Regions from separate parts of the Homo sapiens genome. Here region 2 is linked to region 1. A link is a loop called in an ENCODE intact Hi-C map of the cell type or tissue named here. Cell type or tissue: IMR-90. All regions are shown on one strand. Each heading gives the region's core, and the rest is flanking DNA. Links, peaks and the distances in the headings are about the cores only.

What was found. Hi-C counts contacts between places; a loop is a spot of excess contacts. Peaks named below come from ENCODE experiments on the same cell type or tissue, not always from the same donor. Only the 100,000 strongest peaks of a DNase experiment are listed, where the experiment ranks them.
Region 2: it touches region 1 in a loop (13-fold over the local background); 26 of 110 quality-filtered maps call a loop at or near these places.

What each region holds. Positions count from the first base shown.
Region 1 is chr2:166,352,556-166,368,512 of GRCh38, forward strand. The region is part of intron 1 of SCN9A (sodium voltage-gated channel alpha subunit 9); the gene reads right to left. It overlaps LOC124906181 (small nucleolar RNA U13), which reads left to right and starts at 6,175; the gene lies at 6,175-6,278. In IMR-90, for the core only: a CTCF peak has its summit at 8,876 (motif pointing right); a DNase peak (open chromatin) is centred at 9,296; H3K27ac peaks cover 308 bases.
Region 2 is chr2:166,509,362-166,525,318 of GRCh38, forward strand. The region is part of intron 1 of LOC124906087 (a long non-coding RNA gene); the gene reads left to right. Among named protein-coding and RNA genes, the nearest start is that of SCN7A, 23 kb to the left of the region's middle. RefSeq lists a silencer at 1,550-1,803. In IMR-90, for the core only: a CTCF peak has its summit at 7,543 (motif pointing left); no DNase peak of the experiment used is centred there.

The DNA.
Region 1 (15,957 bases), core at 4,819-12,818:
CATTAATTAAAGTACATCTTGCTTTTCGTATATGCACCTTCATTAGACTCTTAATGAACTGATTAAAAATGTTTTCTCCAATGGGTTAATTTTTTCTTAGTTGCAGTAACATTGTGGGATATTCTTCTATATACTGATCAAGATACTTTTCCTACACACAGCATAAGAAGATATTGAGACTTCCACGTTAATCAAACTGAAAAGTAAGACAAGGAATTCCAAATCAGAGCCTATTTTAGAACTATGAGCATTCAACTGAAAACGGGTCTCCAGATTTCTGTGCTGCTCCATTCTGTTGCCACCAACAATTGATAATTGGTATCATTTTTGTGCAAGTGAGATGTGCCTTGTTAGTGCTTTTTAACTTGAGTGTTTGAAGTTGTTCAAATAATAAACTGTTTTCTCTAAACCAAGATTTAAAAGTTCCAGGATCGATATCTTTCCATTGTATCTGTTTTTTTTTTAATTTCTTTCTTATTAAAACATCACAAATTTCTTTTGAAAAAAGATCTGTGCTTTCTGGGCGTGGTGGCTAATGTCTGTAATCCCAGCACTTTGGGAGGCCGAAGTGGGCAGATCACTTGAGGTCAGGAGTTCAAGTCCAGCCTGACCAACATGATGAAACCCCTTCCCTTCAAAAATACAAAAATAGTGAGTCCCTGTTTCCAAAAAAAAAAAAAAGAGAAAAAAGAGCTGTGCTACAAAAAAATGCCTTAAAACATTTAGTTGCCTAACACCAAGCAAGTTTGAATAAATTATGTAATATTCATTCAATGAACAAGAGACCCTTTGTCTGCAATAGGAAATTTGATAATCTTCCCATGACTAAAAAAAAATTATAATCTACAGCTCCCCACTATGTACAGAATAACCTGTCATGTCTTTGGTCTGTCATAGAAGGTTTTACTAACCTGATGCTGACAGCCTCTTCTGTTTCCCTATTTGCAGTCTACATTCCAGCTACATTATTCTACGTTTAATTTCCCCAAAGGTCAGCTAGATAATTTCTGCATCCTCATAATGTTCCCTTTATCTGAACAGTTTCAACTATCCTGATCACCTGATTACTTGCTTTGTAATATTTGGCTCAATACCTCTTGTATGAAAAGATCTGACTTCGCCTCCTTCCTTCCCTCAAATATAAATTCAACCCTTCATCAGCTTCTCTTTCTCCCATATCTCCAGTCTGCTTTGAGCTGCCAGCAGTCCCCTAAATGCGGATTTTTATCCTACTTCTACAGTGCTTTATTTCTTTCATCACGCCTGTCTCCTTCAACTAGATTCCAAACTTCATAGACAGGAAATTTGTCTTAGGCATGTATTATCACCAAGGTATAACATGATATCTGGCACATCATATAAAATTGTTAAATGCTTGATGAATGAAGATGGTGAAATACTTCTCCTAACCCAAGCACTTGAAGAAGCACGCTATCTAATTATATTGCCTTTAACATAGATGTCACACTAATTTAAGACAATTTTAATTATTATTTAACAAAATTTTCTAAGATTTTTCAGTGTTCCAAGAGCATCTTCAAACATTTACAATAATCCATAACTATCATTGATTTTACATCAGAAACGCTATCTTTAATTTATGGCACTCTCAATTGCTCTTTTTCTCCTCATTAAAAAAATTAAAACATTGAAAAACAAAGCAATTTCCATCCTTTTATGGAGGCTGATATGTGCAAAAAATATAAGGATTCTGCTATTACAACCTGTTTCCCCATTTTAGTGACATCGAAATACAATTTAAAAACAACACTATCTGCTTAGGTTTAATTAAAGTAGCTTTTTTTTTCCCCAGCCATAAACAGGAAGGTTAAAAGTTTGGTCAGATGGATGAAAAGGGGGACAATATGGTGGACACCAACTAAAGTTTAAAATTCTCTAATTTGGGATTACACAAATCCCAAAGTTTTTAAGTTCACAGCAGAACTTAAAAATACATTAGGCACATTTTGACATGTTCACCAGTACTTAAGCACCTTAAAATTGTAGATATTTTATTTGAAACATATATTTAAGGACAAATTGCCAAATCTTTGAACATCCAACAAAGCGATCAAGTATTTAATTGTTTTAGAAACCTAGGCACAGATACAATCCTAGATGGTTGATTAACCCTAACTTAATTTTTGCCATTAAAATAGTTTATGCAGTTTGAAGCTTGTACGCAAATAACAGGGAGAAGCTATACTGAAAAGATTTCATTTCCATTAAATCCAAGACACATTTATTTGCAGAAAGTTGCACATGTGACTAATTTGGGGTTATTAATATGGTTGAATATAAATATAGCAAATTTTCATTGGGAGAAAATTTAGAAAACTGAAAAGCATAGAAAAAAATAAATGAAATTAACCTATTCCAAGAAAATTACTGATTTTTTTTTTTAAAGAGACAATGTCTCCTACTGTTACCCAGGCTGTGGTGCAATCATAGCTGACTGCAACCTCCAAACCTCATGGGCTCAAGTGTTCTTCCCACCTCAGCCTCCCAAGTAGCTAGGACTACAGGTGTGCACCACTATGTCTGGCTAATTTTTTTTTTTAATGGAGTCTCTCTCTGTCACCCAGGCTGGAGTGCAGTGATATGATCTCGGCTCACTCCATCACTGCAACCTCTGCCTCTTGGCAGCACTGGGATAACAGGCATGAGCCACCACACCCAACCTGTCTTCTTTTATATATATATACATACTGACAAAATGTTTCCAGAAAGGCTATAAAAATGTATATCATTTTTAGCAACATGTAAGCATATATTTTCCCACAATGTTAAGTATAGTCATTTAAAAAAAAACTTCATAATTTGATATTTAAAACGTTTTTATCTAAAATGTGAATTTCGTGAAACATTTCTAGTTCTTCTTTGGTCAGTGTCTTTAGTCTCTTGATCTTTTTTCTATTGAAATATTCATTATTTTCTTGTTTGCCAAGGGATTGTGTGTGTGTGTGGGTGTGTGTGCACACGCTAAGGATATTGATACCTTTTCACAAAAATTTCTTTTTTTTTTCTTTTGCCAGTTTGTCATCTTTTAACTTTGTCTTTACTAAAACTGGTTTTCAAAAATGAATAGAAATATATAATTACTCTTTAAAGGAATTATGCAGTAACTTTAACATTAAAAATATTTACCTTTTTGTGCATATATATGTTTTCCCATTGGGAGGGCAGTTTTATTTTCATGACATATTTCTGGGAAACATAGGCCTAGAAATGAGATTTTTTTTTTTTTTTGACAGATTCTCAGTCTGGAGTGCAGTGGCATGATCTCAGCTCACTATAACCTCTGCCTCCTGGATTCAAGTGATTCTCCTGCCTCAGCCTCCTGAGTAGCTGGGACTATAGGTGCCTGCCACCACGCCCAGCTAATTTTTGTATTTTTAGTAGCGACAGGGTTTCACCATGTTGGCCAGGATGGTCTTGATCTCTTGACCTTGTGATCTGCCCGCCTTGGCCTCCCAAAATGCTGGGATTACAGGCGTGAGCCACTGCGCCTGGCCAAAATGAGGTTTTTCACACAGTCCCTGGAGTCTTGTCTGAGGCTGGGTGAGGCTGCTTCTTTACCTCAAACTGAACTATCCTGCTCAGCCTCTGCCTCTTTTCTTTTCTCAGTGTTTGGGTCATCCACCTCCTCAGAGCTACTGTACAACATTTTTTTATTTAGATTTTTGTATAACGAAGTTTCTTTAATGCAGATGACTCTATTCTAAATAAACCTTATATTAATACTCTACATTTTTACACACATAATGGTTTGCAAAAAACATTCATTCATTCATTCATTCAAGTTCATTCCAGACATATTTTAGAGGAACTATTATTTGATTATCATCCTAAGCATCAGAGCAGTTAGTAACTCCAAGAACAGAACATTTTTAAGTTGAAAAGTTAGGTCCAAATTGCAGGTTTATGACTCCCATTTTTTCCCCATAAATAGCATTCTTATATTTATTTTTGAAGAATAAATTTAGCCACAAAACTCAAAAGTATGTATAACGAAAAATAATTCTCTCACTCTTCAATGTTTCCCAGCCATCCAAATTCCTCCCCTGTGGACAACCACAGTACCAACCCCTTGTGTATCCATCCATGTGGTTTTATCAGCATGTATACATCTATTCATTTTTCTTTTCATGCAAATAATACCCTATATAAACATTGTTTCATACCTTCCTTCGTCACTTAAAAATCAGACTTGGAAATCTTTCTGTATCAGCATGTATAAAGCTACTTCTTTTTATAGCAGCTTCATAAAGTCCTATTGTACAGCTGTACCCAAATTATTTAGTCATTCCCACACTGTAGAACATTTAGGTTGTTTCCCAAAGCTACAATAATTATCTTCTCATTAGTTTTTTTCTTTTTTTAACCTACTCTTTTGTGGGCTCTTTTTGTAACTTTTATTTTAAGTTCAGGGGTACATGCACAGGTTTGTTACACAGGGAAACTTGTGTTACAGGGTTTTGTTCTACATCTTATTTCATCACCAAGGTCTTAAGCCAAGTACTTATTAGTTATTTTTCCTGATCCCCTCCCTCCTGCCACCCTCCACCCTCCAATGGGCCCCAGTGTGTGTTGTTCCCACCTATGTGTCCATGTGTTCTCATCATTTAGCTCTCACTTATAAGTGAGGACATTCTCTTGAATAGTTTCACAGTACGGTATTTTATTTGTAAGACAAATGCTTCAGAGTGAAATTGCTGAGTCATAATTGTATGTGCGTTTTTAATTTGCCATAATAAAATATTGCCGAATTCTCTTTTGTTACCTAGTGTAACGCCTACAGGGCCATAGCTGAATTTCTATCCTACCCTAACTCTGCTGATCTTTAAGAAACAGGTAAAATGTTCCATTTGTAACCAGAGCAGCTGAGATTGCTTAGAACCAAGATAGTTGACTAAAGGACTTCAAGAAGACCTCAGGCATCATTATAATCTCATTTTCATGCTAAATGACACCCCCACCAGTGCCATGACAGTTGATAATCCCCATGACAATGACCAGAAGAAGCCATAAAAGGACAAAAAGGAAGGCGGCACTCTGGTTCCAAGAAGTTCACCACCTATTTCTGGAAAAGACATGAACATTCCTCCCCTCACTCTTAATGACCAACTTCTTCATTAGATATACTTTCTATTTCAATTTCCTCACTCCTCACTAGTCAAGAAGTTAGCTTGTGCGCCATACTTGCACTTCTCCATTCTTTGGCCATCGAATAAAGCTTGCATTGCTTGATGCTCACTTTCCCATTTCTTGTATTGGGTCTCCAATACCAAACAGGGAAAGATGCCACCTTTTGAAACTACCAAGGAGGTTATTGGTATATTGGTAACTCCTTCATAAAGGCCTATCAATCCATGCTCTCCCCAAACAATGTGTCAGGGATTGTTTGCACATACCTTCAATAAAGTATTTCATAAATTTTTTTTCATCTTTGTGAGCCTAATAAGTGGGGAATAAAACTTTTATTTATTTATTTATTTATTTATTTATTTATTTATTTATTTATTTATTTTGAGATGGAGTCGCTCTCTCATTGCCCAGGCTGGAGTGCCTTGGTGCGATCTCAGCTCACTGCAACATCTGCCTCCTGGGTTCAAGCAGTTCTCCTGCCTCAGCCTCCTGAGTAGCTCGGATTAGAGGTACCCACCACCACACCCGGCTAATTTTTGTACCTTTAGTAGAGACAGGTTTTCACCATGTTGGCCAGGCTGGTCTCCAACTCCTGACCTCATGTGATCCACCCATCTCAGCTTCCCAAAGTGCTGGGATCACAAACATGAGCCACCACACCCGGCCGAAAACTTCTTAATTCTTATCATTTTAGTTTGCATTTTCTTTTGTGAGTGAGGTCAGGGATCTTTTCATATCCTCAGATGCCATTTGTGCTTTTTTTTCTGTGCTCTGTCTGTATGTAGTCTTGTCCACTTTTTTAATAGACTATCAGTGTTTTATTAATTTAGGAACTCTTAACAAAATAATAAAATTAGCTTTTTTTCTGTGGTATACAATACAAATATTTTTGTAAGTTTGCTGTTTTTGTTTCTTTTGGTTTATGGTAGTTTATCTTTTAAAAGCATCTACATTTTAATTAAATTGAATTCACCAATCCTTTCTCCAGTGGCTCCTGTGTTTTATATTATCTTAGAAAATAATTTCTACTTCAAGTACTTCATAAGTGTGATGACTGGGTTTTCACATGCATATGTGAGATATTCCTCCCTCAAACCTTGTAATGACATTGATATATTATCCATCTCAGGTGAAAAGAAAAAAGAAAACAAAACCTTCACATGTTTTCTTCTAGCAGTTTTGTGGTTTGTATGTTATTTTAAATATTTGATTCCACTAAAATGTATCTTGGGTTAGGTGGCAAAGCAGTAATCTGAATTTATTTTTATCCACATGACTACCCAGGTGTCCCAATGATAACTATTAAATAATATTTCTTTCAACCTATTTAAGATGCTACCTTTATAATTCTCATATGTAACTATGTCTATTTCTGGATATCGTATTTTCTTCCAATGAACTATCTATGTAGGTCACCATACTATTTTAATTACCCTATTTGCATAAAATAACATTATGTATTAGGGTTGGTGCTATTAGATATTACTCTTTTATGTGTGTACAATTTCCCAACTAGATCCAGATTATCTAATTCCAAATGGGAAAATTTCTATTTTTATTTTCATTGGGATTGCAATGTCTTTATAAATTAAAAGGTTAAAAGGAACTGCCAATGGTAAGCACTCTGACTCTTTTTTTAATACCTCTTCTTTAGATTATAAAAACAAAGTATGCCAAGTATAATATCACAAGAAAAACAGGCAGGCTGGCTACTCATTTTAGAACCTCTAATGTTAAGTGTATCAATATATATGAAATCAAATACAATATATATGAAACCAAATACTTTTCATTAAATACTTGCCTGATTGCTGAAATCTTACCATTGCATCCTTCATAAGTAACATTATGTTAATCATGTAAATAAATTCTTAAAATAATTATTATTTCTTAGAAATGCTTAATTTGGTAGATGGCAAATCAGTTTAATAACTTCAACAAGAGTAGTTCAATATTTCATGTCCTAAAATCATTCAATTTTATGGCATTTTATAGTAGTTGAACAACTGGTATGCAAAACAAATTAAGCTGTATATGCGATAATTTTATATTCAGACAACTGATAGGGACTATTTCTAAATTCTATGATTATTAAAATATTGTGATTTGGGTATTTCATAATACCCTGTAATAATCATTTATATTATATTTATTATTTTATTATTAAGATAGAAGTTAGTCTTATGTATAGCCTTTTAAAATATAGTATTCCTCAAGTTTATAAGAAATGAAAGTTTGCCGGGCGTGGTGGCTCACGCCTATAATCCCAGCACTTTGGGAAGCCGAGGCAGGCGGATCACCTGAGGTCAGGAATTCAAGACCAGCCTGACCAACATGGAGAAACCCCGTCTCTACTAAAAATACAAAATTAGCTGGTCATGGTGGCGCATGCCTGTAATCCCAGCTACTCAGGAGGCTGAGGCAGGAGAACTGCTTGAACCCGGGAGGTGGATTGTAGTGAGCTGAGATCGGGCCATTGCACTCCAGCCTGGGCAACAAGAGCGAAACTCTGTCTCAAAAAAAAAAAAAAAAGAAAAAAAAAAAAAGAAATTAAAGTTTATAATCTTAAGAAGTGTATTACCCTGGGAAAACTTAAGATTAGTGTCAACATTTGCTGGCATATCTGAACGTTTTAATAAAAAATTCATAAAGTCTTATCTGTACAGCATGTATAAAGGAAGACAGAAAATACTTCTTAGTTCACGTTAAATCCCATCTCTCTGTTAGTTAAGACTTTATTGAGAGCACAAAATTATCACAGACTTATGGCTGCAGAACAGGTTCTATACCCTTATTTAAATAATTAGAGAGAAAATGTATTTCCAATATTATTATACATGTATCCACTTCCCTCAAAACATCAACATGATTTAGGAGAAAGTGCATAGTAATAACTTTGGCACCAGGCAGACTTAGGTTTGAATTTCCTGTTTATTCCATATAATTAGCTCTGCAGCATTATGCAAATTCCCCATAAATGAAAGAGAGAAATATATCTGTCTTATAAAGTTATCATGTAGAATAGAAATGGTTTTGGTAAAGTGCCTACCACAGTGCCTAGGCTAAATAAATAACAGCAAGATTATTATCCTTCTTCCCTATACAGACTGAAATTTTTAAATAATAAGCCATGAGTTGGCCAATAAACACAAAACCTTACGAAAATCTTATGTGGAGTATATTTGTTACCTATGTTTTATCTTGCCAAACATGTTTATGGCTTTAATTTAAAATATAGATCTGCAGTAAAATAGTAAGACAGCATAACCCAGTTGTTAAATTCATGGCTCCAGAGTGAGAGAGGCATGGGTTCACATCCCATCTCTACTGCTTACTAGCTTATGTCCTTGGGGAATTTAATTAACTTCTCTAAAGCTCAGTTCTTATATAGCAAACCGGAGCTGAAAATGATAATCCTTTAAGGTTATTTTAGTGGAAAAAATTAGACACTGAATTTTAATAACTTAGCACATTTCCTGTTACACTTTCAGTGCACAATACATTGTAACTGTTATTATTAGTGATTTTAGCAACTTTCTTCTAAGTTGATTTTGTATACCTAAAGCTAATGTTCTTAGGAACGAGAATATATTTGCTTACTTTATAATAGAAAAGCTTTTGTATTGCATATACAAAACCTTTTCTTCTTAGGGAGCTTTCAACTCAGAATATTTTAAAGACTAAAATGTATGCTTATAGCAAAACCAAGACTACATTGCCTTCTACCAACAGGTGGCAATATATGCCACACACAGCCATTTTAGTCCTGCCAATACAAAGTTCATTAGTTTATTCAGTGTCTACAGGATGTGGGCCTTGCTTTCAAGGTTATATAAATTCTTAAATCCATCAGGTTTGATAAATGTGGATACACTGAACACACCGAGGATGTTGAAAGATTTAATAACAAAAACATTGGAATATCATGGGAACCAAAGAAAAATAATAAAATGATCGAAAGTAAGAAAATAATAAATGTGGCAAGTGCATAAAAGTTTAATCATTGACAGTAATGATGACCCTCTAGGACTGAGCAGAATTATGCAAAAGTTTAAAATAATGAGCTTAGGCAATAGCCAGCAAGATACAAGGAACATTGTTTTTTTAAAAAAATGAAAATGCTCTAGCATGAGTCAGAGGATTTTTCATTAGCAGCGGATGCTCCAGAACTTAATGCTAAAGTGAGAAAAGACTAGGTATTCATTCAAGAAGGCAAAATCCAAGCACAGTAACAGCTGCTGATGAAATATTCCTGATGGGGCAGGAATTGTTAAAAGCCCTTTAATTCAATATCAAAATAAGTGAGTTAAGAAGCATGCATGCCAAAGTATTCTTTGGAACATTTGTGGACATTGTCAAAACTAGTGACATCTACTCATAAGATTTTTGATGAAGACATTGTTTGAGAATCTATATTAGCAAAGGAAGGGGGTAATCTGGTTTGAGGAGTCTAAAGGAACAGTTTATTTAGTGGAAATTCATCTGGAGATGGTAAAGTACTATGGTATAAATAACATGAGTTTACTAACAAACCTTTTGCAAACTAACATGTTCATAGATATGACTTCCTGTGTTTCTTATTTCTCTGCTCTCTCTTGGAACTAAAGGCTGTGATTATGGCAAGGTATCTAGGAACCCTCACCATAATCTGGGAATATGATGAAACTCATGTGATATTGTTTAAAATGCATTCTCTTTCTGTTGTTGTTGTTAAAAATATATTCAAAGATAAAGGGTATGGCTATTTTTTTAAGGGTGAATTAAATGTGTGATAGTATTTCTTACTTTCTGCCATTTTGGGGCAGAATTTTCAGAACCTCACAGATATAAATAGGATTGGAGTCATGAAGAATATTCCAAATTAGATAACAATCACAGGATCACAAATGAATAGGAAGAAAATAATTCCTATCCTTCCTCAAATTTATATTCCAGAAGGAAGTGTTTTGCCTAAACATTTGCTTTATCTCAGAATCCAAGACTCCTGATCAAATTTATATTCCAGAAGGAATTAAAATTATTAAATTATTATTTTTAAATTTATTAGGAATATAACTTTGACCAGGAGGCTTGGATTCTGAGATAAAGCAAGTGCATAGGCAAAAACGGTTCACAACAATTCAATGACAAAGGTGCTTAACTTTTATTTACAGACTTCTTTTTATTATTCTAACTGATGAATTGACCTGTTCATTTTTTTAAATGTCCATATGTCATATTTTCATGAAAATGCAAAATTTACTTAGTGACCTGGAGTTTCCATAAATAGTCACCATTTTTCATTTGCTTGTAACTCCCCAGTGGGAAAAGGTATTGCCTAGGGGACTTAACCTCCACAAGGATTGTCTAAAAACAAGAAATATCTGTGGTATAAACACTAACCTTAAAACTTCAGTTTTCGGTAACAAACTCTTCTGAAAACACTTTAACAAAACTGAGTGAAAAATAAGTGACTTTACTAAAAATTAACAGAGAGAGGAGATTTTTGAACTTGCTTTATTAAAATAAATCTAAGATTCTAAATAGTAGAAATCATTGATCTACTTGACCGTTGAGAAAACAAGATAGCTTTTCTTTCTTACTCATTAATTCAATTTGTTTACTCAAGTATTAAGCACCTTCTCTGTGCAAAGCCTTGTAAAATGGTCTGTGTGGATTACAACTACAGCACAATGAATCCTTGTTTGATTTAATCATATCTAGGATTAGAAAATGAAGGGTCCCTAAATTCATTAACTAGCTAGGCAAGGATATTCTTTCCCATCAGGAATTCTCCTAAATTGCTAGTATATTTATACAACAACTCAAAAGTTTTAATACTGGTATAAAAGAAAAAACAGAACAAAACAAAATGAAATGGGAGTTCTTGAAATGGAAGGCACATGTTCAGAGTAAGGCACATTCAGACTAAAAACCAGATCTCTGGGGACAATGGGTATGGGAAAGCTGGAAACTCTCTTAGAGTCTACGAATTATATAGGAATTTTTAAAAAATCACCAATGAATCACAGACCTAAACGTCAGAGTTAGAACTGTAAATTTCTAAGAAAATATCATAGGGAAAAATCTTCGAGACATTAGATTTGGCACATGGACATGGAACCAAAAGCACGGTCAACAAAAGAAAAAAAGAGCTGAATTGGATTTTGTCAAAATTGAAACTGTTGTGCATCAAAGAACACTACTAGAAAGTGAAAAGGCAATCCATATGATGGGAGAAAATAATTGCAAATCATATATCTGATAAGGGATTAACATTGGCAATATGTAAAAAATTCCTACTCCTCAACAAAAAATAAACAAGCAGATTAAAAATGAACAAAGGATTTGAAAAGACATTTTTCCAAAGAAAGTCAATCAGTACATGGGAAGATGCTCAACATCACCGATCATTTGGGAAATGCAAATCAAAACCACAATAAAATATCACTTCACACTTGGTCGGATGGTTATTGTTTAAAAAAAAAAAAGGAAAAGAAACATTGACAAGGGTGTGGAGAAATTGTAACCCTTGTGCATTGCTGATAGGAATATAAAATAGTGCAGCTGCTGTGGAAAACACTGTGGTGGTTCCTCAAAAAATTAAACAGAAATATCACATGATCCAGCAATTCTACTTTAGGGTATACATCCTAAACAATTAATAGAAGGGACGCATGTAGTTATCTGTACACCAATGTTCATAGCAGCACTAATCACAGTAGCCAAAAAGTGAAAACAACCCAAATGTCTATCAACAGATGAACAGATAAACAAAATGTGTATAAATGCACAATAAAATACTACACAGCCTTAAAAATGAATAAAATTCTGATATATGCTACGACCCGGATGAACACCTTGAAAACATTATGCTAAGTGAAATAAGCCAGACATGAAAAGACAAATGCTATAGGGTTCCACTTACATGAGGTACCTAGAATAGTCACATTCATAGAGAAAGTAGAATAGTGGTTACTGGGTGATAGGGGAAGAGAGGAGTGTGGAGTCATTGTTTAATAGTTACCGAGTTTTTGTTTGGAATGATGAAAATGTTCTGAAGATGGATGGTGGTGATCGTGTACAACATGAATGTGCTTAATACCTCTAAACTGTACATTTGAAATGGTTAAAATGGTAAATTTTGTTATATATATTTTACCAAAATATAAATTTTTAAATTCACTAGCGTGTTTTGAGATCCGTAAGGCAGAAAGAGTCAGTAAGAGAACAAAATCACAGCAGTTAGCAACCGGTCAACCCTGACAACATGCGGTGTCTCCTTGGTATCTGTTTTGCTAGGCAGTAGTCATTTATATCTATGCAGTACCACTATTTCATGAGAAATAATCATATAATAAACATCAAAATTGATCGAAATATACAAAATATTACTGTACTCCCACCATTAAGTTTCCAAAATGCAAACATTTAAAGTTACTCTCAATTGTAATCTTTGTCTTATTAGCCCTGCCCCCTGCCCCAAATAGTAAGAGGTTCCAAGAATCCAATCCATTACAGACAGGAAGAGAATATAGGACATTTAAATATAAATACATTTACATATACATAAATAGTAAATCAGTACATAAATACATATACATGCATGTACATATACATTTACATCTAAATCACAAAAAAAGACAAAAACATTATTTTTGTATAGAAATTAGAAACTTCTCAAACATTTTTTTCTGGTTTTATGTTACCCATGTCCAGAAAGAGATCCAGTTAAAAAAGAGCACACTCATCCCTTTCCAAAGTTGTACCCATGCTGGTAATTTTAGCATTGGTTTATCACGCAGCCCTCGACGCAGGTTAGTAATCCCTACAAAATCAAGAAAAACCCTCATCTTCTGCTTTCAATCTTGCTGTCTGTATTTCAACCATGCTGGTTTTCTTGCTTCTCCTTAAATACATCAAATATGCCTTAGGGCTTTTGCAATTGCTGTTTTTTGTGACTAGAATGATTCTTCAGTTGTTTAGCTAGCTCCCTTAGTTTTTCATTTACTTCATGTCTCTACTCAAATACCCTGTATAAAATTTTTCAGACCACTTTAAATAATACCTCCTTCTCTCAATTCTCTGTCCTGTTTTATTGTTTTTCACAGCATATCTTATGGTACAATGATGGATAGTGGCGAATATTTATCTCTTCATTATCTCTTAAAATCGGCGTCACATCTCCATGTGTTGTTCATTGCTATATCTGATGTCTACAATAAAACTTTATGAAGAAGGAAGAGAGGGAAAAAAGAAAGAGGGAAGGAAAGAAGGAATTGCTTTTAAATTCCAGGAAGAGTATAAATGCTGAGAGGAGTGAGGTTGTGAGTTCTTGGAACTGGCCTGGAGGGACTCAGCAGCCGCTTACCACTGCCCTTGGGATCTCTGCCAGGTCTTCCCTCCCTACAAACCTCAATGGCACCAATACCAACTTGGATGCCAACTCCTGACCTACACATTTTGGAGGCCAACTAGACCGGATCTAATGATTAATCCCTAGGCTAAGATAAATCAGTTGGAAATTTCAGCTTTAACTTTGTTTTTTCTTATCTGCCAGTCTACCTGTTAAGCATATCTGTCACTGTCAAAAGTTTTCGTGTCCCTTTACTTATTTCACTTAGCATGTCTCTTCTAGGTCCATGCATGCTGTCACAAATAGTAAGATTTCCTTCTTTTTTTAAGGCTAGATAATATTCTATTTTATATACAGACCACATTTTCTTTACTCTTTTATCTGTTGATGATCATTTGGGTTGTTTTCATATTTTTGCTATTGTGAATAATGCTGCAGTAAACACAGAAGTGCATATATCTCTTTGAGATTCTGATTTCAATTGCTGGATCATATGGTAGTTCTATTTTTAATTTTTTGAGGAACTTCCATATTATTTTCCATAGCAGCTACACTATTATACATTCCCACCAACAGTGGACAATGCTTTCATTTTCTTCACATTCTCAACAACACCTTTCACTTTTTTATAACAGCCATCTTAACAGGTGTGAGATGATTATCTCATTGCAGTGCTGATAAAACCTTAACCACTTAGTCTAGAGGATAAGCTACCAATCCACAAATCACTAAAATAGATTGAGACGTATCATAGAACTCAAGGGCCAAATTTCCCATGGTTTTTATATCCCAAAGTACAGTATCTAAGTGGATAATAGATATTTAAAAAAATTGCATGCAAAAATTATTATAAACATAATGTAAAATAAATTAGTTTTCCAAAACTGTTTTAAAACCCTTAAAAGTCAACTTCTTGCATTACTGATGTTAGACAATTTAACTGACTTAGATAATTGAGTCTTCATGACAATAAGTACTGTGATTTAGGTTTCATTTGTGTGTATCAATTTGTGATGCTCTAAATATTTGTACTCCTCCAATATAGAATATCTAAATTTTTATTTTCCAAGATATATAAATACTTCCAATGAACACCATCATCTTATCCTGCACAAGATCACTTTGCTTTTCATACTTCTCCATCTGCTAGCTCCAGGATCTCAACGTGTGTAACTTCATTCCCTGTTTCTTCTCCATTTCAGAATAAACTTCATCCTAGACATTTTTTTAATTTTTTTTCTTGAGACTGAGTCTCGCTCTGTTGCCCAGGCAGGAGTGCAGTGGCTCGATCTCAGCTCACTGCAACCTCCATCTCCCAGGTTCAGGCAATTCTCCTGCCTCAGCCTCCCGAGAAGCTGGGACTACAGGTGCTGGCCACCATGCCTGGATAGTTTTTGTATTTTTTTTAGTAGAGATGGGGTTTCACTATGTTGACCAGGCTGGTCTCCAACTCCTGACCTCAAGTGATCAGCCTGCCTCAGCCTTCCAAAGTGCTGGATTACGGGCGTAAGCCACCGCGCCTGGCCCACCCTAGACATTTTATACATATTTCCCTTTTAATTACACCATTCCTCTTTTTTCAAATCTTTTCTACCTTGGGGAAGGCCTTTTTCCCATTTCAGTTTTTTAATGTTAAAACAAAATATGCGAATCATAGCAAAGTCAAGTCACAGTAGTGCAATAATACTCCTAGACCAGGAAAGTGAAGTCATTCAACCTATAAAACAACTTCAAAAACACTTTAAATGCATAGGTACTCTTTTCATAATGTCTTCAAACTTCCACCAAAATCTCTATTTTGACTTAACACAATATACCCCTCAGGAATTGGTGTCCAAGAAGAAAATTGAAACAGTCATCCATCTTTCTTTTTTTGTTGTTTTCTATTAGCTGTAATTACATGATTTAGTATGTTTGATTGCAAATGTAATTTTATTTTAGCTCCATTAAGGGTTAAACATATTTGATAGAATGCTTGGTAGCGTAACCACCAGGTATATCTGTGTGGGGTATGTGCAAACGTATTCTTGGAATATATAAGATTTCTTTCCTATAAAAGAAATGTGTATGTTATTCAAGTTTAGTAACCATTGTGAGTCTTTGGAAAGGTTAGGTAATTTCTGAGCCTTAGTGTTCTCACCTCAAATGGTGGTCATGAGGATTTAAACGGAGCATATGAAAATCCCTTAACAAACTGCTCAGTTAGCATTAAGGAGACGTCCATACATAAGACTGTTACATTAATATTATCAGTAATGTTAGCAAGATGTAAACTTTTCCGTATGTATTTTTCCTTGTAACAGCATAATTGCTGGCCTTGCACAGTGGCTTACACCTGTAATCCCAACACTTTAGAAGGCCGAGGTGGGCAGATCACCTGAGGTCAGGAATTCGAGACTAGTCTGGCCAACATGGTGAAACCCCATCTCTACTAAAACTGCAAAATTAGCCGGGCATGGTGGTACATGCCTGTA
Region 2 (15,957 bases), core at 3,755-11,754, 160 kb after region 1:
GTTTAAAGTCTGTTTTGTCAGAGACTAGGATTGCAACTCCTGTTTTTTGTTCATTTGCTTGGTAAATATTCCTCCATCCTTTATTTGAGCCTGTGTGTGTCTTTGCACATTAGATGGGTCTCCTGAATACAGCACACTGATGGTTCCTGACTTTTTATCCAATTTGCCAGTCTGTGTCTTTAAATTGGGGAATTAGCCCATTTACATTTAAGTTTAATATTGTTATGAGTGAATTTGATCCTGTCATCATGATGCTAGCTGGTTATGTTGCACATTAGTTGATGCAGTTTCTTCATAGTGTCATGTCACTTGGTATTTATATTTTGGTGTGTTTTTGCAGTGGCTGGTACCAGTTTTTCCTTTCTATATTTAGTGCTTCTTTGAGGAGCTATTGTATTGCAGGCCTGGTGGTGACAAAATCTCTCAACATTTGCTTGTGTGTAAAGGATTTTATTTTTCCTTCACTTATGAAGCTTAGTTTGGCTAGATATGAAATTCTGGGTTGAAAATTCTTTTCTTTAAGAATGTTGAATATTGGCCCCCACTCTCTTCTGGCTTGTAGGGTTTCTGCAGCCTGATTCGCTGTTAGTCTGATGGGCTTCCCATTGTAGGTAACCTGACCTTTCTCTCTGGCTGTCCTTAACATTTTTTCCTTTGTTTCAACCTTGGAAAATCTCATGATTATGTGTCTTGGGGTTGTTCTTCTCGAGGAGTATCTTAGTGGTGTTCTCTGTATTTTCCCAATTTTGAATCTTGGCTTGTCTTGCTATGTTGGGGAAGTTCTCCTGGATAATATTGTGAAGTGAGTTTTCCAACTTGGTTCCATTCTCCCTGTCACTTTCCGGTACACCAATCAATCGTAGGTTTGGTCTTTTCACATAGTCCCACATTTCTTGGAGGCTTTTTCATTCCTTTTCATTCTTTTTTTTCTCTACTCTTGTCTTCACACCTTATTTCAGTAAGTTGACCTTCCATCTCTGATATCCTTTCTTCTGCTTGATTGATTCCACTACGTGTGTATGCTTCACAAAGTTCTTGTGCTGTGTTTTTCATCTCCATCAGGTCATTTATGTTCCTCTCTAAACTGGTTATTCTAGTTAGCAGTTCCTGTAAACTTTTATCAAGGTTCTTAGCTTCCTTGCATTGAGTTAGAACATGCTCCGCTAGCTCAGAGGAGTTTGTTATTAACCACCTTCGGAAGCCTACTTCTGTCAATTTATCAGTCCCATTCTCCATCCAGTTTTGTGCCCTTACCGGAGAGAAGCTGCGATCATATGGAGAAGAGGCATTATGCTTTTTGGAATTTTCAGCATTTTTGTCCTGGTTTTTCCTCATCTTTGTGAATTTATCTACCTTCGATCTTTGAGGTTGATGCCCTTTTGACGGGGTTTTTTTGTGGGGGTCCTTTTTGTTGATGTTGATGTTGTTGCTGCCTGTTAGTTTTTCTTCCAATAGTCAGGCTCCTCTTCTGCACGTTGGCTGAAAATTGCTGGAGGTCCACTCCAGACCGTTCACCTGGGTATCACCAATGGAGGCTGCAGAACATCAAAGATTGCTGCCTGCTCTTTCCTCTGGAAGCTTCGTCCCAGAGGGGCACCAAACTAATACCGCTGGAGCTATCCTGTATGAGGTGTCTGTTGACCCCTATTGGGAGGTCTCTCCAGTCAGGAGGCATAGGGGTCAGGGACCCACTTGAGGGAGGCAGTCTGTCCCTTAGCAGAGCTTGAATGCTGTGCTGGGAGAATCCTCCTTGTCAGGATCAGCTGCTCTCTTCAGAGCTGGCTGGCAGGAAAGGTTAAGTCCGCTAAAGCTGCGCCCACAGCCATCCCTTCTCCCAGGTGCTCTGTCCCAGGTAGATAGGACTTTTATCTGTAAACCCCTGACTGGTGCTGCTGCCTTTTCTTCAGAAATGCCCTGCCCAGTGAGCAGGAATCTAAAGAAGGAGTCTGGTGACAGCCGATTTGCCACGCTGTGGTGAATACCATCCAGTCCAGACCTCCCAGCCTCCTTAGCACTCTCGGGGGAAACCGCCTACTAAAGCCTCAGTAATGGTGGATGCCCCTCCCCCTACCAAGCTCCTTCATCCCAGGTCAACTTCAGACTGCTGTGCTGGCAGTGAGAATTTCAAGCCTGTGGTTCTTAGCTTTGTGGGCTCCATGGGAGTGGGACCTGCTGAGTGTGACCACTTGTCTCCCTGGCTTCAGTCCCCTTTCCAGGGGAGTGAATGATTCTGTCTTGCTGGGGTTCCAGGTGCCACTGGGGAACACACACACACAAAACTCCTACAGCTGGCTCAGTGTCTGCCCAAACAGCAGCCCAGTTTTGTGCTCGATACCCAGGGAGGCACACGAGGGACTCTCTTGATCTGCAGATTGCAAAATACATGGGAAAAGTACAGTATCTGGGCAGGGTAGCACAGTCCCTCACAGCTTCCCTTGGCTAGGGGAGGGAGGTCCCCTGGCTCCTGGGTGAGGCAATGCCCCACCCTGCTTCTGTTCGCCCTCCATGGGCTGCACCCACTGCCTAAGCAGTCCCAATGAGATGAATTGGGTATCTCAGTTGGAAATGCGGAAATCACCCGCCTTCTGTGTTGGTCTTGCTGGGAGCTGCAGACTGGAGCTGTTCCTATTCGGCCATCTTGCCAGATTGCCTGAAATGGATCTTGAACCAGAAAAATGACATTGATGGGCACTAGCGAGATTGTAATAAAGTCTGTAGATTAAAAACAAGAACAAGGGATTGGGCTGTAAATGGTATCAAATGTATCAATAGCAGCATTGGAATCCAGAAGACAATAGAGTGGCATATTCAAATTTCTGTACAAAATTTATCTCTAATCTAGATTTCTATACACATTCAGGCCATAAATCAATATGAGAGAATACAAATAATTTTTAAACATGGAAGTTCCCCAAAATGTATTTTATATGCACTTTTTCACCTTTATGTATTCTTGCTAAAGAAGTTATTGAAAGGTGTAATATATCCAAAGAGGGAGCAAAATGAAACAGTTCCTGGTATCGAATAAACAAGGTTTCAATATATGAGAAATGCAAAGAGGCGTTTCCTCATGATGTGAATGGATGTGCCGAAAGGGAGATGCACAGGAGGCCCCCAGGGTACTTGCTGCAGACTGGAGGTAGAGGAACAATGGTGTATTACAGAAATGAAAGGTGTCAGAATACTTGGCCAATGGTTTAAAAAAATACATTTAAAAAGTTATCCAAATATTAACTCTAAGAAAAACAAATATATATATATATATACACACCCATATATTTGAAGCAATATGATTACAGTACTCTCTGACTCAACAGAATCATAATTATGAAAATAACCAGTGTGGGCGTAATCAGTGTCATATAGCCACAGTGGCAGAATGACTGCATGGAAAGTGAATGAATGAGAGGTAAAATGTTAATTTTATATAATAGAAATGTTATAGATAGTATCTAATATGGATGAATTAGAAGACAGCAGTTTTTATCTATTTTTTGTAAATGTGGTAGAACATTACAGGTGAAACCACTAAAATGATTTAAATAATTGGTTATCAGGAAGAGAATTCAGGAAGATGAGAGAGTTTTATGTCTTTTAGGACTATTTAACTTTTTAAACTATGTTCATGTTTATCTTAATAAAACACAAAAATACATTGAAAATAAATATATAATTTTTTAGGCCGCAGTCACACCAATATGAAGATAATAAACAATGTCCCAACTTTTGTCCTGATTGATGCTTTATCTCTTTAATCCACCTGAAAAAAAAAATAAACCTGGAGTAATATATTTCACAAAACAGCAATTAAAGAGGCGGTTCTCCAAATAGATGGTATCCCCATCTTTTCACCTCATCAGGTATGAGAGGAATTTCCAGAAAAATAACCAGATATTAATAGGCTTTTCTTTTGTTAAATCAATATTGCATTATAGCTATAACCTGAGAAATTTCCTACCATCATCCTTCCAAACCCCACCTCTCCATTCAACTGAGCCCTCCGGATGAGTTACAGACCTTACCTTATCACCTCTCCTGCACTGCCAACTCTCTCCCAAAACTAACTGCATTCTTCAAGGAAACAGAATAGAATTTCCTCCAGGACTCCTCCCTCAATATCATAGCTTAGGGAGGAACAAATCTTGAAGGAATCATCAGTCAACTTGAATGAAATGCTCCAGGAGGAGCAACAGCATCTGTCTGCACAACAAATACCAGCTGGGATTAAAAAAACTGATCATCTAAATCCATTATTCTAGAATGTTTACAAACAAAGAAATTAGGATTTTTCTTCAACATACTAATGTGTTTCTTCTGTTTATACAAAAGCATGAAGAATTAATTATTACTTAATCATGAGTCAGGGACGTCTCCAAAAGTATCTCAAGCTATTTTGCCTCTAGCTGTATTTTCTTTTCAATTGTTTGTCCATTTTTTAAGCCCTTAAGGAATCCTTTGCTGCATCCTACCAGACTGAGTTAGCTGGCCAAGTTATGGGCTTTCATATTCCATTTATAATTAAGTTATTAGTTTTGTCACTATTTGTTTAATTGTACCTTCTTCCCAGAGTGTGACACTCAAGGAGACAGAGAATGTATCTCTTTCTTACCACTAGGTCTCAGTGTTTTAGACACTCAGATATATGTTTATTTGTTTTTGACTGATAGGCTGTAGGAGTGAATAGCTAAAATTATGAGCTTTGGAGACTCAAGAATTGTTGCCTATATTAAGTCATCTGTAAAAAAAGATAATAATGTATAGTACATATGTCTAAAGTAATTAGAAAGACTAAATGATGCAATAGGGCTCTTCAAGATGGTAATTACTTTAAAAATGTTACATTTTATTTATTTTTGGATTGTTGATAATAGAGACCTTCAGGACAATCAAAACAATAACAGAATAACAATGGTTTCCAAATATATACTTTACAGTAAAATTAATCTGGACAGGCTAGAGGAAAACAGCGCTGCATTGTAATTAGACAGGCTGCCTAGGAACTTGACTGCTTATTGTAAAGTACAATGAGGACTTTGGACAGGCTGGAGAGAGGTAACATGAGCAACAAAGGAAAGGAAGATTCTCAAACATACTAAATGTTTTCAAAACATTAAAGTTATACCGCATCTAGATCTCTTTTTGGAGGGTTCTGGTCTTGGTACAAGACCAGAATATTAAAACATAGCACTGATCACAATCAGCTTAAGTGCTTACTTAGTATTTATTGATAAATTAGTTTATAATCATTGTTTATAGATATATTCTATACAATGTATTATATGGTTTTAGAAATACAGTTTTCTATGTAGCGATCATATATAGCAAAAAATATTTGGAGAAAGCTTCAGAGAAATCAAGAAGAAATGTGAAGGTCTGTAAACAATTTTTCAGGCCTCCATGATCTGATTATTCAAGACCGTTTCTCTGCCTATCCACCTTTCTTCACTTCGATGACCAAAACTGAGGCTTTTGTAACTCTGAGAAGGAAGACTTACTTCTCCCTTTCTTCCTGATTCCTTTTCTTACCTGCTTCCTCATGGACCTTGCTCAATTAGTTTTCACCTTTTTTTCTTTATTTTCAAATGATACACTATGCACTGTATCTACAGAAGAAGAAACAAATGCCCAAACCTAGAAAGTTTTGTACGTGGTTTCAGAAGATCTGTGAACTTGTCTGAAGTTCATCTATTAATCTTAAAGTAGTCAGTGCAGTGAAACAAACTCCTGGTCTTTAATAGTTGATGTTTCTACATTCATCCTTTTTGTTCTTTCATTCCATTCTGGTATTTGGCCTTAGGCTCTTTCTTCCCACTTTAATGCTTTTGCCTGGGTCACCAACATGGGAATTTAATGTGAATAAAATACCTTGCAGAGGGTACACAATGCTTGCGTACCACTGAGGTAGTGGCCGATGTCCTTATAAGGCACCATATTAGTTTAGCTTTCCTTCAGTTTTTAATTTTGCAAGCATTTTGTAAAGTTTACATGACAAAAAATTAAAATTGGACATGTGTCAATGCTAATTAATTGATATTATATACAATTTTGTCTTAAACTTTAGTACACCTCATTTTGTTACAATTATATTATCTTTCTGGAAAATCAGGATATTATTTTAGGATCCTGGGATTTGAGAAGCACTGTATATAGTTATTTAACGAGATTCCTGAAACAAGAGAATCAATGAATGCTTTTCATTTTCCACCTGCCTAACACCCCTGTTGTATTATTTCCTTCTTGAAACTTTCTTTTTCTTTGTGTTTGCTGAAATCTCATTTTTCTGGCTCAATTTCTCTGGCACGTCTTCTCAAGAGATCTGGTTTTATTCCAGCTCTTTCTCTGGTTTAGCACTGTTTTAAAGAACTTTATACAATAATCTGCATGACAAACACCAGTGACAAGTGTTTACCTGTATAACAAACTTGCATACATACTGTTGAACCTAAAATAAAAGTTAAAAAAAAATATGCAATTTTTCATATAAGGTATATACAAAGGGCCTGGTAGTTGGTAGTTCTTAATGTATGTTAGTTATTATTATTATTGAATTAGAGGAGCAAAAATTTCTCCAGCGTTGACTGCTCTTGCAGTGATCACACCAAAGAATATGAAATGATAAAAGCCTATTGCAGTAGTGGCTATAGAAATGAAGATGGGGGAGTAGACTTGGAAAATACTCCAAAGAAGTCTATGGATAAGACACAATTTTTTTTACATTGGAATTACGCAATGTAATTAAACATAAATTACAATGTGGTTAAGATAAATGTATAGTTTTTAAAAAAGGAAAACAACTTTATGCAAAGAGGAACATGTTTGGTATCTGTCTGAATAATACAGTAGTCACTAGTCATATGTAGCTATATTGAGCATTTGCAGTGAAACTGAGAAACTGCATTTTAAAATTTTATTTTTTGTAATTTAAGCTTAAATAGCAACATGTGGCTAATCGCTACTATATTGATCAATGTAGCACTTGAAAATAGTATGATATTAGGAAGATATTTCTCTTCTCAGCTGCTTCATCTGCAAAATAAAGAGGTACAAAAAGTTGGTTTCCATGATCTTGTCTACTTTCTAGCTCTAAAATTTTGCTTGTATTTCTTCACATGAAGAACAAAAGTGATTTTCTGAAAACTATGATGTGAAGCAGGTTGAATACTGGAGAAGAGAATTAGCACTAATTTAGTCACTGTCATTTATTCAGAAAGAATTTGGACAAAGAAAGTAGAATGCCACTTAGTAAATTACAGTCTGATGCTAAAAGAGGCATGAGCATTAGCAACTTTGGTTTTAACTGATTTAGGAAACATTGACTGAAATAAGAAAACATAGGTTCTATGGTAGATTTAAAAGTTATTGCAATTTAAATCTTGTGAGCTGTATATATTATTTCTTAAGAAATTTCTTCAACATATTATTCAAGGGTCTGTATACAGTGGCCATTCAGTAAACGTGGCTGATTTCAAATGATTTTTACAGCAAGAATTTAGAGACTATATTTCAAATGAGAAAATGCCCTGCCGCCCTCTGGTGTTCAAATTTAGCCTTGTATGCCACACAGTCAGTATCCCCTTCCCTTACTCCCACCATTTCATTAAGCTTTTTCCTATTGCAGATAGGGTGTTGTGCATAATTTTGGCTCAGCAAGCAGATCTATTTTTATTCTAGCTATAGCTTTGGTGATATTAGTAAATGTGTTTGACATGTTTAAGTTGATGCAATTGGTATATCTGAAATAATTCCAGCCTGTAATACAAAATTCAGAGTTTGTATTGGTTCTCTCTTTTTCTCACCTTCTTTCCCTCCCTTGCTCCTTTCCTTTTCTCTCCCTCTCATTAATTACTTGGTGTATTAGTCTCTGTTCTCCTATATTTATTGATATTTTGTTAATATTTTCTCTCATAATAATATATAATCTTATAATAATACATAGCATATATATATAATTACAATACACATATATTTCATGCAATTATGGAGGTTGAGAGGTCCTGAGATCGGCACTCAGACACATATTATGCTAGGCACAAGGCTGACAGTTTCTATTGTCTAATAAAGGATACAGACAAATAAATAGGACTTATAGTGTAATGTGATAAGTGCATTAAAAATAAAGTGTTATGGAGGATCAAGAAGAATTTTTATCAATATAGATGACAGAAATAAAAAAAGAAACTTCTCATAAGAAGTTATGGCTAAGCTTTGACTAATGTAGCAATTTCAATCACAAATCCATTAACAGTTGGTTTGGTTGTATCTGCAAGAAATTTGACCAAGAGGTATAAGAGTAAGGGGCTTATATTTCCAGAGATGATATTTGTTTGGAAATAGGGATGAGTTTGTAAAGAAAAATAAATAAATAAATAAATAAATAAATAAATAAAACCTGGAAATCATTATCTTCCACTAAATAGTTGAGTCTCCCCTAAACTAGGCTTAAGGGAAAATAAGGAAAGTGGAGAAAGAAATAAGTTGGCAGGAAGGACAATAGAAGGTTTTTAAATCATTTCAGTAAAAAATAATGCACTAAAGTGTTTTAGGGAAAGGATCACATGTGAAATTCTAGCAGACTAAAGGGAATTTATATAAAATCAATGCTCAAACTTTATTTGAGAAAATCTGTTTAGAGAACTCAGAATCCCAGGAAATCTTTGCTACACTTTGGGGGAGGTGAGTGTGATCTTATAAAAAGACCATTTTATATTGGAATTGAGAAAAAAAAAACATCATAGTGAGGGTCAAAATTAGACGTTAAGTTCCAGATGTTTTTAAATTTGCTTTAGAAAATCATCTTTCTTATTTTACTGATAATTGAGAATTTATCATCCAAGACATCTGCAATTTCAGATTTTAAAATTTCTACAAATGCTATAATTGTGACTAAAAGAACTTTCTGCATACAATCGATGGCAATAGCTTTTTGGCTTCCACACACAGAGTCATTAAGAATAAATGTCAGTATTTGTAATGGTACAAAAATTAGTCTTGCTGCAATGGTAATGATTTTCAATAGTCCAAGAGTGAGGAAGAAAAACTGAAAACGCATTTAGCTGCTGAGGATAATGTAAGAAATAGATTACTGCTCCAGCAGTTTCTCCAAGTATTGAGGACTTGAGACCAAGAAAACTATAATTGTCTAGCTGAAAACTCACAATTTTATGTGGAGCACAATCACTTCATTTTACCTAAAATCAATTGTTTAAAAATAGTATTTATTTTTTAAATTTGTATTAATGACATTAGATACAATGTATATGGCATTCATTTCATGGAGTTAGTTATTCTTGAAGTCAGAGTCAGAATGAAGTGTGTAAATAATGCAGTATATGGTGCTCAAATAATTTGTTTCTATGAAAATAGCCTAGATTCATTTTTCAGTGGGGCTCCTCTCTCCTCAGCTAGTTCCTTCATTCCTTGTCCATCTGAGATCTAGTCTTCACTTGTTCTGAGGCTGCAAATAATTCCGAATTGCTTACTCATGTGTCAGTGACTTGGGGGCAACTCAGCCTGTGCCTCTCTCACATTGAACACAACTGGACAAAGATGCTTCTACTTAAAGAATTCTAGGCTTTCTCATGTGTGGTGACATAACTAGATCATAAGAAAGAAGCCCCTGGCCTCTGAAAAAAAAATGCAGGATGCTTATTTTTTCAATTAAAAATATACACCTAATTCTGTAGGTTTTAAATCCAGTGAAAATGATCATTTGGAGCATTCTTAAAGGGGAAATGAGTTTATTTAAAGTCAGCACACAAGAAGCAAAGGCATTGGAACTATGGAGCTTTGGTCTGACGACTGTCATTACAGCCAGCCTTCATCGAGCACACATCCTATGCTGTGTTAAAGGCACACAAGGGAAATAAAATTATCATCCCAAGATAAGCACTGAGTCCATGCTCTTAACCTCTAGAGGATAACCTCTTAACCTTCAGATTCTGAGCCAATCACAGTACTCAAACTTCAGTTTTCATTAAAATGGCTTGAAGAACTAATTGAAAACCTAGTAAATACTGAGTGGGAGAGTGGGGTTCGGGGATCTCCATTTTAAGTTTAGATCAGATCACAAGTTTAGACACACGAGAGTCTGTCCTTTACTGGTTTGGCAAGGATCATGAATATAATAATGGAGTAATTTTGTACCGTTAGCTTAAGGTATTCGTTTGTGAGGAGTAGAAGGAGCTGCCTCTTTACACCCCTCCCCCTCCTGCATGAGCTGCCTCCCTGCATTACTGTTGAGCACCAGCCAAGCACCTTCCTAGGGGCTGCTCTATTTTCTCTAGAAAAGTGCCCTCGCTTCATCCAAATATTCACTTTTCCTAATGTAACTGCTTTTAAGCGTTGATATATTCTTAGAACGCTATGCCAAGCGTCAGAAGAATGTAATACTCCTCTCACGCCCGCTGGGACATGCTGAGTGGAGAGTTGAAAAGTAACTCCTTCCAAGTTTTACTAAGAGCCATGAGTGGCAAGTTAAAGTTGAATCCATTTTCTAAACACAATTAAATAGAGATGCTAAAAGGAAGTAGTCATCTTTTATGGCAATAACACAATTTCCAGTATTATTGTAACTTGAATATAAAAGAAGTGTTAAATAACTTGTAAAATGAATTAGCATCTCGGTCATTTTTTTCCCTTATTTCTAACCACTCTCTTTCCACTTTCACTGACATCTAAATGTACTTCTAAATTTATTTTGCAGTGAATATTATTTATAACCATCTAAAAGGAATCCAGGTTTAGTCTCACACCAAGTTTTGTAATGTCTGAGCAGTGCATAGTGCACTTAAGAAATGTTAACAGAAATAATGACTGTACTGTAAGTGCTATAAAATATGAAAAATATGTGTTTGGGTAAAGTTGTTGGTTTTGATAAAGCTTGGCATTAGCACTGGTCTTATTAATATATTCAGAATTTCAGCTTATGTGAAAGATCCGTTATTTGAGGATACTAACCTGGTATGTGCTGCTAGGATGGGTAAAGGTGTGCCCCAGATATGAAAAATAAAATGGTATGGAATTTAAAAAAAAGTCAGAAAGTCAATCTAACAGTATTCTTGAGTATCAAATTCAAAACCAGCAAATAATTTTGTTCATTAAAAAGGCAATGCTAAATACAAAAATTAGCTAGGCATGGTATCGCACGCCTGTAATTTCACCTATTCGGGAGGCTGAGGCAGAAGAATCATTTGAACCCAGGAGACGGAGGTGGCAGTGAGCCAAGATCACACCACTGCACTCCAGCCTGGGTGGCAAAGTGAGACTCTGCCTCCCAAAAAAAAAAAAAAAAGGCAAGGCAACACTGTAGAAATACGGAATATCTTTCTAGAGTATGACAGGCAAACTTGGGCTACCTGAGCACATCTGTCACCACTTATGGCCATGAGAGAGACCAATTCTAGAGTCCTAGCTATTGTCACTCTACTAACTTTATGTAAACTTTGTCCTAACCGTTGCAACATTACCTAATGCCAAATTTTGTAACCCTTGGTCTTCCCAAAACTACCTATCCAGAGAAAGTTCCACATAGCAGTTGGAAGGATTTGGCTTCACTTACCAAAGATAAAATGGTCAAGTGAGACACCTGGAAGTAAAAGGAAGTTGATCTTTCATGGGGAAAGTTTTGATCAATGAGAAGTATGAGACCAGAGGTAACCCAAATAAATTCTCTCTCAATATATATCCTCCTGGTTCGTACTATTTGAAAAGCAAAAACTCATCCTTGCTACAAAGCTGTGGCCACTTATTAATGAACTCCTGTAATTCTGTTCTCCCTCACTCCCTTTAAAAAAATGAAAAAGAAATCAGAAGCTGAAGGAAGCATAAACTTATTTGCTTGTGTTTTCTGGTGATTGTCGTTCCTCAGACCTGTTCCCATGGAATTGCAATCATTAAAAGGCACATAACCTTCTAACTCATATTCTGTTTTCTGTGTAATTCCACCTACTACAATGTGGCTGGCTGGCTGGCTAATGTTTACATAATTTCAGTCGTAATGCAAGTTTCAAACGGTGCAGCAGTTTGTTCAGCTTCCACTGAAGGGAGCATAGAAAGCTATACTGAAATATGCTTCACTAGAGAAAAGAGTCAGAGAACTCAGAATCTGATCCAATAGGGAAAGTTGTATGCCCAACACTGTTTAAAGACTGCCTGAATATTGTTAGAGAGAGATTTGGAATTGTGATTGACAGATACCCCAATTCGGGACTAGAAACTTTCAAAAGGCAATAGAAAGGAAAATAGAATAATATGAAAAATGACATTAAGGCTGCACACCCGCAATCCCAGCACTTTGGGAAGCTGAGGTTAGAGGACTGTTTGAGCTCAGGCACTGAGGCTGCAATGAGCCATGATTGTGCCACTGTACCCCAGCTTGGGCAACAGAGTGAGACTTTGTCTCAAAATAATAATAAGAAAATTATATTAAAAATAAAGTTGAGGCTGGGCACGGTGGCTCACGCCTGTAATTCTAGCACTTTGGAAGGCCGAGGAGGGCGGGTCACAAGGTCAAGAGTTCGAGACCAGCCTGACCAATTTGGTGAAAACCCGACCCTGCTAAAAAATACAAATATTAGCCTAACGTGGTGGTGCGTGCCTGTAGTCCCAGCTACTCAGGAGGCTGAGGCAGGAGACTAGCTGCAACCTGGGCGGCAGAGGTTGCAATGAGCTGAGATCACGCTACTGCATTTCAGCCTAGGTGACAGAGTGACTCCATCTCAAAAATAAATAAATAAATAAATAAAATTGAGAAAATCAAGAAGCAAAAGAGGCAAATGGTTCAAAATTCAGTTGAAAGAAGGACTCTGGCCTGGAGATGGAACTCTGCTGTAGACTGTCATACTATCTTTGCATTCCTGCAAATAACACAAATTTGATTATGGATTATTATCCTTTTTAATATATTGAATTTGATTTACTAACATTTTGCCCAGAGTTTTGGGATCTATGATGATAAGAGACATCGGCATGTAATTTGTCTTTTTATAATATGCTCGTCAGCTATAGGATTTGTCATTATGCTGATCATATAAAAGAATTTGAGTAGTTTTACTATTTCCTGAAAGAATTTAAGTATATGTTTGAAAAATTCACTTGCAAAATCATCTGGACCTGGTATTGTTTGCAGGGTAATGATTTAAAGTTTTATTTAATTTTTTAAATAGAAATAGAACTATATTTTCCATTTGTTCTCATGCTTTATTTTGAAAATTACATTTTAAAGAATTTAGTCTATTTTGGTATAAAGTTGTCCATTATACCCTCATCTTATTATCTTAAACCTATAGAATATGTAGTAATGACCCATGTTTAAATTCTCTCTTATTTTTTCTTGATTAGTTTTCTTTTCCTTTCAATTTTCTTTAAGAACTAAATTTGGTTTTATTGAATCTATTATTATTTTCTATTTTATTGTGCACTTATTTTATCTTTATTATTTATTCTCTTTCATTTGGAATGGATTTGCTGATATTTTCTATCTTCTTGAGATGGATTCTTCAGACTTTCTTCTTTTCCACAATATACCTTTATGTCTATCAATTTTACTTAGCTCGGCTTTAGCTGCATTTCTCAAGTCTCTGTTTTATTTTCATGTTCATTTAGCTCAAAATATTATCTAAGTTCCTTGACAACTTGTTTATCCAATCAGCTAGTCAGAAGTGCTTTATATAATTGCTAAACCGTTGAAGATATTTTATTCGTTGCTGTTATTTACTACTAGCTTAATACATTGTGATCAGAGAAATATTCAGTGTGCTTTTCAAACCTTGGGTTAAGGTCCAAGATATAGTCTATTTTGTTAAATATTTCACAGCCCTTGGGCAAAAAGGTGTATTCTATTATTGGGTAGAATGATCTTATGTCAGTGAGCTCATTTTTGTTAATGGTGCTGTTCAAATATTTTATATGCTTTCTGATTTTTTGCCACTTTTTTATGAGTTACTGAAAGAGGTATGGTAACATAGGTTAGTATGATTTTTGGATTTGCGTATTTTTCATTTTATTTACTCAATATTGGCTCTTCTGTTTGAAGCTACATTTGGGGTACACAAACATGTAATATTGTGTCATTTTATCACTGTATTTAATCTTTTATCATTTTGAAATGCCATCTTTGTTTCCAGTGATGCTTCTTGCTCTAAATCTTTTTGTATGATTTTAATAAGACTGTTTATTCTTTCTTTGGTTAATATTGCATGGCATATCACTTTATATCCTTTTATTTTCATCCTTTCTTATATTTAAGGAATGGCTAACATCCTCTTAATCAGCAATCAAGATTGTTATCAACAAATAGTTAGGCTTGGTTTTCATTCAGATTAGAGAATCCTCATCTCTTAATGTTGTCATTGGCATATTTGGATCTAGCACTATTTGCTTACTCTTTTATCCATCTTTCCTTTTTGTTCCTGTTTTTCTTTGCTGTCTTTCTTGACTTATTGTAAATTAAAAGCTCATTTAAAAATATTTCTATGTTTCTTTTATATTAACTTGTTCACTATAGATTGTGTTATTTCTGGGGAGGGGAGAATGAGTTTTCTAAAGATTAAAAAATGAACCCATGATTTATTAAATCTATTTTAAATTAGCATTTTACTTCTTCTAAGGTGTACAAATTTCTCATAACACTTTAACTCAGTTTACTGTATTCTCAACTTGAGTTATCTTCATCATGTATTTTAAATGTACATATTGTTATTATTGTTTTAAATAACCAATGTTTATTTACATTTCCTAACATATTTATATAATGTATTTAGATTAACCAATAGAACTATACCTTCTAAAAATTATAGCAATTCAGTAAATACATGAGAACCAGAAGAAAATTATAACTTCAATAGTATTTGTTGATTAGAAGAAAATTAAACTCAAGAAAGTAACAGAAGATCATAACAACCTCAATCATGTAGTATGAAGGGATTAATACTAGTAAAAGTATAAACTAGTAATAAAATTTAAAAGAAAAATTAAAAGGCACTATAGACTTGATGAATAAAATTAAATGAAAATCCAAATAAAATAAATAAACTATCTGCGAGCCTATAAAAGGAAAAAAAGGTACAATAAAATTAGAATAAAGATGACATATTTTCAGTTGCAGAGAATGCTAAAAAGCATGAAGTAACTAGTGTCATTAGAAGTACAACATTACATTTGAAACTGCAAATGAATTAAACTAACAAAAAAGAAAAAATCCAAAGAGAGCAATAATTAGAGAATAATTTGAAAAGATATAAAGATTTACCACTAATAATGATACTGGCCCAGGAAATTTTATTGGAGATTCCAAATATATTTTTAGAGAACAAGTAATTCTTATGTTATGTATATTAAAAAAAAAAGAGTAGACAAATCTAACATTTCACCTAGGGGAACTAGAAAAAAGAGCGAACCTTAAAGCTGGCAGAAGAAAAGAAATAACTAAAATTGGAGAAGAAATGAATGAAATAAAAAGAATTCAAACAAAAGATCAGAAATCAAAAGTTGGTTCTTCAAAAGAATAAACCAGATTGATAGACCACTAGATAGATTAACAAAGAAAAAGAGAGAGAAGATTCAAATAAGCACAATCAGAAATGACAAAAGTGACATTACAACTTATCCTACAAAAATACAAAAGATCCTTGGAGACTATTATGAATACCCCTAGGTGCACAAATTAAAAAATCTAGAGGAAATGGATAAATTTCTAGAAACACAAAATCTTCCAAGATTTAGCCAGGCAGAAACCGAAAACCTGAACAAACCAATAACAAGTTCCAAAATTGAATCAGTAATAAAAAAGAATTTACCAACCAAAAAAAGTCCTGTACCAGAAGAATTCACAGCTGAATTCTACCAGACATAAAGAGAAGAGCTGGTACCAATCCTACTGAAGCTATTCCAAAAAATTGAGGAGGAAAGATTCCACTTAACCCATTCTATGAAGCCAGTATCACCCTGACACCAAACTCT